2 separate regions of the Homo sapiens genome follow, and region 1 is linked to region 2. The links are chromatin loops, found by intact Hi-C in ENCODE. Cell type or tissue: transverse colon. All regions are shown on one strand. Links, peaks and the distances in the headings refer to the core of each region. The heading gives the core; the rest is flanking DNA. Region 1 overlaps USB1 (U6 snRNA biogenesis phosphodiesterase 1). Region 2 overlaps CNGB1 (cyclic nucleotide gated channel subunit beta 1).

Region 1 (6,572 bases), core at 1-5,000, 110 kb after region 2:
ACCTCTAACACTGGTGGTGGGAAAGTCATTGACTTAGCAGAGAAAGAGCAGGTTTCAAGAACTGGGGATTTTTCTGTCATCTTGGTTTTGAATTCGTAGCCTAAAATGTGTATTACCTCTGGGTATAATATTCTCCCTGTTCACGAGGAGGTGACCAAAGGAGAATCTGGAGCAGGGTGTCAAGGTCATGCCAGGCACTTTATTTCTGAGAGGGCCCTGGGTACGCTGGGTGTGCAAGGTTCAAATCCCACCCTAGCTCTGATCAGCAGGTGGAAGACAAAAAATGCCCAGGCTTCAGAGTCAGACCTCACTCCGCTGCCCACTACTCTGGGTGCCCTTTATAAGATACTAGACTTCTCAGAGCTTCAGTTTCTTCAAATCTAAAATGGGGGTAGCACTGGCTAGGCCAGGTGGCTCACACCTATAGTCCCAGCACTTTGGGAAGCGGAGGCAGGCAGATCACTTGAGCCCAGGTGTTTGAGACCAGCCTCGGCAACAGGTAGAAACCCTGTTTCTACCAAAAATACAAAAAAATTAGCCAGGTGTGGTGGCACACGCCTATGGTTCCCACTACTTGAGAGGCTGAGGTAGGCGGATTGACTGACCCTGGGAGGTAGAGACTGTGGTGTGCCAAGATCGCTCCACTGCACTCCAGCCTGGGTGACAGAGTGAGACTCCATCTCAAATAAGACAGTTTGGTGGCTTCTTACAAAACTAAACATACTCTTATCATAAAATCCAGCAATTACATTCCTTGGTTTTTGCCCAAAGGAGTTGCATTTGGTATTGACAGTGTTCTGGAGTTTAGCCATTCTAATAGGTGTGTAGCAATATGTCACTGTTGTCTGTTAATTTGCATTTCCCTGATGACATATGATCCAGATCATCTTTTCAATGCTTTTTGCCATCTGTGTATCTTCCTCAGTGAGGTGTCTGTTAAGGTCTTTTGCCCACTTTTTAATCATTTTTGTTTATTAATATTAATCATTTTTGTTTATTAATAAATTTTAATCATTTTTGTTTATTTAATATTATGATGTGGGTCTAATATTGGATCTTAAAATATTGAGTTTTAAGAGTTCTTTATATTTGAAATAATAGTCCTTTATCAGATACGTCTTTTGCAAATACATTTTTTTCCCAGCCAGTCGCTTGTCTTTTCATTCTCTTGACGTTGTCCTTCACAGAGCAGAAGTTTTTAAGTTTAATGAAGTCCAGCTTATCAATTATTTCTTTCATGGATCTTGCCTTTGGTGTCATATCTAAAAAGTTGTCACCAAACCCAAGATCATCTACATTTTTCTCCTATGTTATCTTTCAGGAATCTTACAGTTTTGCATTTTACATTTAGTTCTGTGTCCATTTTGAGTTAATTTTTGTGAAAGGTGGAAGGTCTGTGTCTAGATTCCTTTTCTTATATATGGATATCCAGTTATTCCAGCACCATTGGTTGAAAAGACTCTCTTTTTCACATTGTATTGCTTTTGCTCCTTTGCCAAAGATCGGTTGACTGTATTGATGTGGGTCTATTTCTGGGTTCTCAATTCTGTTCCATTCATCTATTTGTTCACCAATACCATTGGTGAACTGTTTTGATTGCTGTAACTTTACATAGTTAAGTCTCGAAGTTGGGTAGTTTCAGTCCTCCAACTTTGTTCTTCTCCTTCAGTAGTGTGTTGACTATTCTGGGTTTTTTGGGGGCTTTTTTTGGTTTTTTTTAGAGATAGGGTCTCACTATATTGCCCAAGCTGGTCTTGAATTCCTGGGCTCAAGCAATCCTCTGGCCTCAGCCTCCCAAAGTGCTTGGATTACAGGGATGAGCCACAGCACTTGGCCTGTTTTGGTTTTTTACCTCTCCATGTACACCTTAGAATCCGTTTGTCAGTATCACAAAATAACTTGCTGAGATTTTGACTGGGATTGTATTGAATCTGTAGATCAAATTGGGAAGAACTGACATCTTTACAATATTGAATCTTTCTGTCTATAAACATAGAATATCTTGTAGGGTCCAGCCCCACTGGGTCGGTGGGTTTTCTCCCTGTGTGCGGAGACGAGAGATTGTAGAAATAAAGACACAAGACAAAGAGATAAGAGAAAAGACAGCTGGGCCCGGGGGACCACTACTACCAAGACGCGGAGACCGGTAGTGGCCTCGAATGCCAGGCTGCGCTGATATTTATTGGATACAAGACAAAGGGTCAGGGTAAGGAGTGTGAGCCATCTCCAATGATTGACAAGGTTACGTGAGTCACGCCACTTGGACGGGGGCCCTTGCCTGCCTGGCAGCTGAGGCAGAGAGAGAGAGGGAGAGAGAGAGGACAGCTTACACCATTATTTCTGCATATCAGAGACTTTTAGTACTTTCACTAATTTTGCTACTGCTAGCTAAAAGGCAGAGCCAGGTGTACAGGTGTGAAGGCAGACTAGGAGCATGACCACTGAAGCACAGCATCACAGGGAGATGGTTAGGCCTCCAGATAACTGCGGGCGGGCCTAACTGATGTTAGGCCCTCCACAAGAGGTGGAGGAGCAGAGTCTTCTCTAAACTCCCCTGGGGAAAGGGAGACTCCCTTTCCCGGTCTGCTAAGTAGCGGGTGTTTTCCCTTGGCACTGACGCTACCGTTAGACCACGGTCCACTTGGCAATGGGCATCTTCCCAGACGCTGGCATTACTGCTAGACCAAGGAGCCCTCTGGTGGCCCTGTCCGGGCATGACAGAGGGCTCGCACTCTTGTCTTCTGGTCACTTCTCACTATGTCCCCTCAGCTCCTATCTCTGTATGGCCTGGTTTTTCCTAGGTTATGATTATAGAGCGAGGATTATTATATATTGGAATAAAGAGTAATTGCTACAAACTAATGATTAATAATATTCATATATAATCATGTCTATGATCTAGATCTAGTATAACTCTTGTTGTTTTATATATTTTATTATACTGGAACAACTCGTGCCCTCGGTCTCTTGCCTCGGCACCTGGATGGCTTGCCACCCACAACATCTCTCCACTTACTTAGTTCTTCTTTGATTTCTTTCATCAGAGTTTTATAGTTTTCCTCATATAGATCTTATACTTATTTTGTTAGATTTATACTTAAGTATTTCATTTTGCTGGGGGTGCTAAGGTAAACCCTGTATCTTTAATTTCAAATCCTACTTGTTCGTTGCTGGTGTATAGGAAAGCAAATATACAGAAGTTGACTTTTGTATGTTAACTTTGTACACTGCAACCTTGCTATATCATTTATTACTTCCAGGAAATTTTTTTTGGTAGTTCTTTTGGATTTTCTCCGTAGACAATTATGTCATCTATGAAGAAAAACACGCTGGGTGTGGTGGCTCACACCTGTAATCCCAGCACTTTGGGAGGTCAAGGTGGACAGATTACCTGAGGTTGGGAGTTCAAGACCAGCCTGACCAACATGGAGAAACCCCATTTCTACTAAAAATACAAAATTAGCCAGCCGTGGTGGGACATGCCTGTAGTCCCAGCTACTTGGGAGGCTGAGGTAGGAGAATCACTTGAACCCAGGAGGCAATGGTTGCAGTGAGCCAAGATTGCACCATTGCACTCCGTCCTGGTCAACAAGAGCAAAACCTCGTTTCAAAAAAAAAAAAAAACAAAAAAAAAAAACGGACACAGTGGCTCACACCTGTAATCCCAGCACTTTGGGAGGCCAAGGCGGGCAGATCACAAGGTCAGGAGTTCAAGACCAGCCTGGCCAACATGGCGAAACCCCCATCTCTACTAAAAATACAAAAATTAGCTGGGCATGGTGGCACATGCCTGTAATCCCAGCTACTTAGAAGGCTGAGGCAGGAGAATTGCTTGAACCCGGGAGGTGGAGGTTGCAGTGAGCGGAGAGTGCACCACTGCACTCCAGCCTGGGCAACAGAGCAAGACTCTGTCTTGGGGAAAAAAAAAAGAAAAACAGGCTTATTTCTTCTTTGCTAATCTGTATACCTTTTATTTCCTTTTCTTGCCTTATTGCATTAGCTAGGACTTCCAGTATGAGTTGAAAAGCAATAGTGAGAGGAGGCATCATTACCTTGTTCCTGATCTTAATGGGAAAGCTTTGGAGTTTCCTATCAGTTAGCTATAGGTATTTTTAGACATTCTCTATCAAGTTAACAAAGTTCCCCTCTATTCCTAGTTTTCTGAGAGTTTTTATCTTGAATGGGTATTGGATTTTGTCAAATACTTTTTCTGTATTTATTGATAGGATCATTTGATTTTTCTCCTTTAGCCTATTGATTGGATGGATTACATTAATTGATTTTTGAATGTTGAGCCTGCTTTGAATACCTGGGATAAATCCCATTTAGTTGTGGAGCATTATTCTCTTTATATGTTGTTGTATTCAATTTGCTAATATTTTCTTGAAAATCTTGCATCTCTGTCCATGAGAGATATGGGTCTGTAGTTTTCTTGTAATGTCTTTTTCTGGTATTGGTATGAGGATAATGCTGGCCTCATGGAATAAGTCAGGAAGTATTCTCTCTGCTTTTGTCTTCTGAAAGATTATAGATAATTGGTTTAATTTTTTCCTTAAATGTTTGGTGGGATTCTCTAGTGAACCGAACCCATCTGGGCCTGGTGCCTTCTGTTTTGGAAGGTAATTTTTGTTTGTTTGTTTGTTTGTTTGTTTTTCGGAGACAGAGTCTCACTCTGTTGCCCAGGATGGAGCACACTGGCATGATCTCGGCTCACTGCAACCTCTGCCTCCCAGGTTCAAGCTATTCTCCTGCCTCAGCCTCATGAGTAGCTGGGATTACAGGCACCTACCACCACGCCTGGCTAATTTTTGTATTTTTAGTAAAGACACAGTTTCGCCATGTTGGCCAGGCTGTTCTCAAACTCCTGACCTCCGGTGAACCACCCACCTTGGCCTCCCAAAGTGCTGGGATGACAGGTGTGAGCCACAGAGCCCAGCCGGAAGGTAATTATTTATTTATTCAGGCTGGGTGCAGTGGCTTACGCCTATCATCCAGCACTTTGGGAGGCCAACACGGGCAGATTGCCTGAGTTTGAGACCAGCCTGGGCAACATGGTGAAACCCTGTCTTTACTAAAAAAATACAAAAAAATTAGCCATGCTTGGTGGCGGGTGCCTGTAATCCCAGCTACTCGGGAGACTGAGGCAGGAGAATCGCTTGAACCTGGGAGGCGGAGATTGCAGTGAACCAAGATTGCACCACCGTACTCCATCCTGGGCAAAAGAGTGAGACTCTGTCTCAAAAAAAAAATAATAATAATTCAATTTGTTTAATAGATTTAGGCCTATTTAGATTATTTCTTCTTTTGTGAGTTTTAGCAGATCGGGTCTTTCAAGGAATTGTTCCAGTTCATCTAGGTTATCAAATTTGTGGACATAAAGTTATTCATGGTATTCTTTGATTATCCTTTTATTATCCATGGGATCTGTAATGATGTCCCATCTTTCATTCCTGATTTTAGTAATTTGTGTGCCCTCTCTATTTTTCTTAGTTAGCCTGGCTAGAAACTTGTTGATTTACTGATCTTTTCAAACAACCAGCTTTTGGTTTTATTGATTTTCTTTATTGATTTCTTGTCTTCAATTTTATTGATTTCTGCTCTAATTTTAATTATTTCTTTACTTCTGCTTACTTTGGATTAAATTTGCTGTTGTTTTTCTACTTTCCTAAGATGAAACTCAGATGATTGACTTTAGATCTTTTTCTTTTTCTTTTTTTTTTTTTTTTTTGTGAGGGAGCCTCGATCCGTCACCCAGGCTGGAGTACAGTGGCGCAATCTCAGCTCACTGCAACTTCCGCCTCCCAGGTTCAAGTGGTTCTCCTGTCTCAGCCTCCCAAGTAGCTAGGACTATAGGCACGCACCACCGTGCCCAGTTATTTTTGTATTTTTAGTAGAGACGGGGTGTCACCATATTGGTCAGGCTGGTCTCGAACTCCTGACCTCCAGTGATCCACCTGCCTCTGCCTCCCAAAGTGCTGGAATTACAGGCGTGAGCCACCATACCCGGCCTAGATCTTCTTTTCTAATATATGCATTTGATGCTATAAATATTCTTCTAAGCACCTTTTGCTGCATTCCACAAGTTTTGATAAGTTATGTTTTCATTTTTATTTTGTTCAAAATATTTATAAAGTTTTCTGGAGATTTCTTCTTTGATCCGTGTGTTATTTAGAAGTGTGTTTTTTAATCTCCAAGTATTTGGGGATTTTCCAGCTACATTTCTGTTACAGACTTTTAGTCTAATTTCATTGTGGCCTGAGATCAGACATTGTATGGTTTCTAGTCTTTTATATTTAAGGGGTTCTGATGCTTACTATTTTTCTTCAGATTGTATTTTTGCCCTTTAGTATGTCTTGTAATTTTTCCTCGATAGCTGGACATGAAGTACTATGTAAAAGGAACTGTGGTAAACAGGCCTGTATGAATGTGGTGGTGAGGTGGTGGGGGACAAGAATCCTTCTGTAGTCCTGTGATTGGGTGTCAATCTTTTGGTGAGCCGGTTCCTCTGGACTGGGAACTTCCCACACGCTTCTCAGAATTTTCCCCTTCCTAGGTGGGACAGGATGACCAGA
Region 2 (5,000 bases), core at 1-5,000:
AGCAAAATCTGAAGATGGATTGTGAATGAGATAATAGTGTTGTTTCAATACGAAATTTCCTTATTTTAATGAAGGTACTAGGCCAGGCGCAGTGGCTCACACCTGTAACCCCAGCACTTTGGGAGGTCAGAGCAGATCATGTGAGCCCAGGAGTTTGATACCAGCCTAGGCAACATAGTGAGACCCCAGCTCTAGAAAAAAATTTTAAAAATTAGCTGGGAATGGTGGTACGTGCCTATAGTCCCAGCTACATGGGAGGCTGAGGCAGGAGGATCACTTGAACCTAGGAGGTTGAGACTGTAGTGAGTCATGATCACTCCACTGCACTCCAGACTGGGTGACAGAGCAAGATGTCATCTCAAAAAAAAAAAAAAAAAGATAAAGGTACTGTGGTTATGTAAGAGAAATTCATTGTCCTTAGCAATTTTTTATTAAACGAAAGAAAAGTTACATACCTGGCTTTCTTCCGGAGTAACTTCTGAGACTCAGGATAATGCACCAAAATCTCATTCAGGTCCTTCTTATCCAGGATGAAGAGGTTGGTAAACCCGTGCGCCACCACGTTGGCCGTGCGCCGGTTCCCGCCCCCAACAGCCAGCAAGCTGGGGCAGAGAAGGGAGGAAGGAGGCCCTTCAGAGACTGCCGTTTCGGTCACATTCAGATCTTCATTTCCCATGTGTGGAGGACAGTGGTGGCCCCACACAGATGAGAACCTTCCCCCGCCCCCATCCCCGCATACATCAGCAGGTGCCAGTGCTGCATCTACCAAGCCGTAGACACTCGCACTGCCCGCTGGCCGCCTTCTTTCCCAGCCCTTGCCCCAGGCCCCTCACTTTACCCCAGCTGCGTCTGACCTTATTTCTCCAAACACAGATCCAGCTTTCAGCGTCACCAGCACAGATTTCCCATCAGGGCCGCCCAAGACCTGCACTTGCCCTGCCTGGATGATGTACATCTCACGGCCGATCTCCCCCTGAAACAAAGAAGTGACAAGTCCCTCTGTTCATCCCCCAAAGTCACCAGAGAAGCAGCCAGGGCTGGATCCAGAGGCTGGAGGTCCGGCAAGGAGGAACCTAGGCACTGGGGTCCAGCCCTGCCACCACAACTTGGGGTGTCGTGTGGGGGCAGTCACTTCCCTCTCAGGCCTCAGTCACCCCATCTGTAGACTTGGAGGAGTGACTACCCCATGCCCTCCATAACTGACAGGGTTGCAGTGGGGGAGTTAGTGATGTCATGGAATGGGAAGTGCCAGCTAACCTGGGAGGTGCAGGTATAATGGAATTCTGCAAATTCCAGTTAGACTCACTGATGGAGGCAGGGCAAATCAGATAGCAGCTCCCACCATCAAATGATGTCTACACCTGGCACATCTCAGGGGCTCGGGAAGAATTTGCTAACTGCAACAGGAATGGGAACAACAATAACGATAATATTCAAATTGCCTTTTTTTTTTTGAGATGGAGTCTCGCTCTGTCGCCCAGGCTGGAGTGCAGTGGCATGATCTTAGCTCACTGCAACCTCTGCCTCCTGGGTTCAAGCAATTCTTGTGCTTCAGCCTCCCAAACAGCTGCGATTACAGGCATCATGCTTCAGCCTCCCGAGTAGCTGGGATTACAAGCATGTGCCACCATGCCCGGCAAATTTTTGTATTTTTAGTAGAGACAGGGTTTTGCCACGTTGGCCAGGCTGGTCTCGAACTCCTGGCCTCAAGTGATCTGCCTGCCTTAGCCTCCCAAAGTGCTGGGATTACAGGCATGAGCCACTGTGCCCAGCCCCAAATTGCTTTATGCAGTGTACTACTTATCCTCAACAACCCTCAGAGTCGAGATCACTCTTTGCCCAAGAGCTGGGATCTGAACCCAGACAGTCTGGTTCCAGAGTTCATGGTTGTTATGGGTTGAATTATGTACTCCCTCCCAAATTCATATATTGAAATCCTCATCCCCAGCATCTCAGAATGTGACCTTATTTGGGAATAGGGTCATTGCAGATGTAATTCCTAAAGATGAGGTCCTTCTAGACCTAATCCAATATGACTGGTGTCCTAACAAAAGGGAAATGTGGACACAAAGACAGGCATAGAGACCAGAGGATGTGAGGAGACACAAAAAAAACTAGATGACCACCTACAAGCTGAGGAGAGAAGCCACCCAGCTTGTGGTGGAGTTGCACAGTGTCCCGCGGCAGCCTGGAGAATGAATACAATGGCCTTAATCCCAAGTTAAACCGAATGCATGCATGAATGAATAGCTTGCTTTGGACTGCAATTAGAAACACCTAGTCTGCCATGCGCCTTCCAATCCTCATGCCTTCACCGGCCCTTGTCCTGGCCAGCTACCTGTGAGTCACATGTGTTTAAAAGGGGAAGAGGAGGTCTACAGAAAAAAAAAATAATAATAATAATAATTAAAAAGGGGGCCGGGTGCAGTGGCTCATGCCTGTAATCCCAGTACTTTGGGAGGCCAAGGCGGGCACATCACCTGAGGTCAGGAGTTCGAGACCAGCCTAGCCAACATGGCAAAACCCTGTCTTGACTAAAAATAAAAAAATGAGCCGGGCATGGTGGCATATGCCTGTAATCCCAGCTACTTGGGAGGCTGAGGTAGGTGAAATGCTTGAACCCAGGAGGCGGAGGTTGCAGTGAGCCGAGATAGTGCCACTGCACTCCACCCTGGGAGAGAGAGTGGGACTTGGTCTCAAATAAACAAACAAACAAACAAATAAATAAATAAGGGGTGGGGGGAGTGACCAAGGACAGTAACTGTCACACTTTTGACTTATTTGACAAAAATTTCCTGTGCATTTCACACATGCATGACCCCCTTAACAAAAAGGTAGAGAGGTTTGCCTCCATGTTTCTGTTTAGTTTGACAAGAGTGAAAGGGTGAAGGGACCCTCACCTCAGTAACCAGTCCCCGGGGTGTCTCAGAGAGATCGCTGCCGAGCAAAACCAGACAGCAGAGGGCGCCCTTCACACGTGCTCACCAAGTGCTCAATTTAATTTGCAATCACAGACTCTAGATTCACTTTTTCTCATTTAAAGCAAACTCTGCATCACCCACGAAGACAACAGCAACAGTACTGGCAGCTGCTGTGTGCCAGGAACAATGTTAAGCTCTGTATGCACATCTTATTCAGCCCTCACAACCACCCCATGAGGGAGGTACTATCAACATCCCCCACTTTATCCATAAGATGAGCAGGACTCAGAGAGGGCAAGCCACTTGCCCAAGGCTGCACAGCCAGGAAGGGGCTCCAGTGTCAGGCAGGCCACTCTATTGCTCCCAAACCCCTCTTTGCCCCTAAGGTTGCAGCTTTAAATTCTCAGGTCTCTGAAGCATACTTTTCCCCTCTTCACCCCGGCTCTCTGCTTCCAGAAATTTCACTGCTGCACAGCATATAACCTGGAGACAGGGACTTTCTTGGGGACGGGGGTTCCCAAGTCTTGCAGAGCCTGCTTGGGTAATGTTTCCCCCCGTATGCTTATTAACGGTTTATTATTAACTTATTAACGGCTCTGTGCAAGAGGACTGAAACCTGGGTTCCTGACCCCTCCCGTCACTCACCAAGTGACCTTGGTCTCACCTTGAACCCCAAGGACAGGGAGCAGAAAGGGCTCTAGACATTGTCAGGCCCCAGGATTCAACTCCAGATGTTTTCTGGGATCAGAGGGTGAAGCTGAGCAGGGAGGGGGTTCTAGGGTGGGGCAGTGGGGAGTGGTGGGGGCTGTGGCATCAGGAAGGGACACGATGTCCCCCTTTGGGGCAACCTTTCCTCCACCCCAGCTGCCTCTTGCCATTTGGGAAAGTGGACCCAGCGCTGGCAGATTTTCTGTTTTCAGCCAGAAATCTGAATTTTTATACAAAATCTCCAAATTTTTAAAGGTTGGGGACCAATTCAACATTTTTTAAAAATTAGAAAAAAAAAAACCCACAGAATACCTGTGTGCTGGATCTTATCCAAAGGCCACCAGTTTGCAACCTCTGACCTAAGCCCATCCCTTCTCCTGCCCCATTTTCCTGATGGGAAGATGGAGACCCCAGAAGCAGTTCCAGCTACACAGTCAAGGCCCTGCCTCTCTTCAGGCTCCACAGTTTCCCTTTCTGTAAGGTGGAGTTGGGGGGGGGGTCTTTGTCCTGGCCCCCATGGTCCTGTGTCAATGGAGCTGAGAAAATGCTTTGCAAAGCCCGAGGCACATGTGTGTTGACTGCATAGAGTCGGCAAAGCCTCCTAATCCGCTCCTGCTCTTGGGTCTGGTCAGGTCACTGCAGCATGAAGCCGCAGACGCTCTTCTCCCTCCCCAACAATCTCGCTCTGCCCTGGGCTGGCAGGCACCCCTCCAGCTCAGTTCCTTGAAAGCCAGGGGGATGGTGAACCCCAGATCCCGTGGTGGCTGCCAGGCCAGCTCACCTTCTTGCACACATAGTCGTTGGGCAGGTAGACAACAGAGCGAAGCCTCTTCAGCATGTCAAAGATCATCTGCCGGTCACAGCCCTGTCCCGGTGAGGAAGGGAAAGGAACTTTTTAGAGAAGATTGGGCTTGGAGCCTCCCACAGCCCTGAGCGTGAGGGCACCAAAAGGTGTACCTGAAAGAGTGCGACTTTGCTAACGATGTTGTAGTTCACGTCGATGGCGAGGTCCAGCCGCATCTTGTCTGGAAGCTGCACCATCAGCTCTGACTCATCTGTGAACAAGGCCTGGCAAGGGTCAGAGGCAAGGCCGGGCCCCACCCCAGACATACATACCGGCCAAGTGCCCACCTACTGGCTCACCAGGGCACACCATTGCCCTGCCGCATGGAACCACTCTGGATTTGTAGTGCACCCTCTCTCACCTCCAGGCATTTGCCAATACCGTTTCCTCTGCCAGGAGCACCCCTGTGCATTTCCCAAACTCCTACTCATTCTTCAGAACCCAGCACTAATATCACCTCCTCCAGGAAGCCTTCCCTGCCTTCCCTTGACATCCTCCACTCAGCTACTATGTTAGTAGCCCCTGCG

The links. Peaks named below come from ENCODE experiments on the same cell type or tissue, not always from the same donor. Only the 100,000 strongest peaks of a DNase experiment are listed, where the experiment ranks them.
Region 1: it touches region 2 in a loop (13-fold over the local background); 108 of 110 quality-filtered maps call a loop at or near these places.

Annotation. Positions count from the first base shown.
Region 1 is chr16:58,002,744-58,009,315 of GRCh38, forward strand. All of the region lies in intron 2 of USB1 (U6 snRNA biogenesis phosphodiesterase 1), which reads left to right. Among named protein-coding and RNA genes, the nearest start is that of USB1, 4.6 kb to the left of the region's middle. In transverse colon, for the core only: a CTCF peak has its summit at 2,742 (motif pointing left); a DNase peak (open chromatin) is centred at 2,671.
Region 2 is chr16:57,896,942-57,901,941 of GRCh38, forward strand. It overlaps CNGB1 (cyclic nucleotide gated channel subunit beta 1), which reads right to left. Exons shown (of 33, transcript NM_001297.5): 28 at 4,587-4,684; 29 at 4,411-4,494; 30 at 855-973; 31 at 456-602. Among named protein-coding and RNA genes, the nearest start is that of CNGB1, 72 kb to the right of the region's middle. In transverse colon, for the core only: a CTCF peak has its summit at 2,944 (motif pointing right); a DNase peak (open chromatin) is centred at 2,970; H3K27me3 peaks cover 1,875 bases.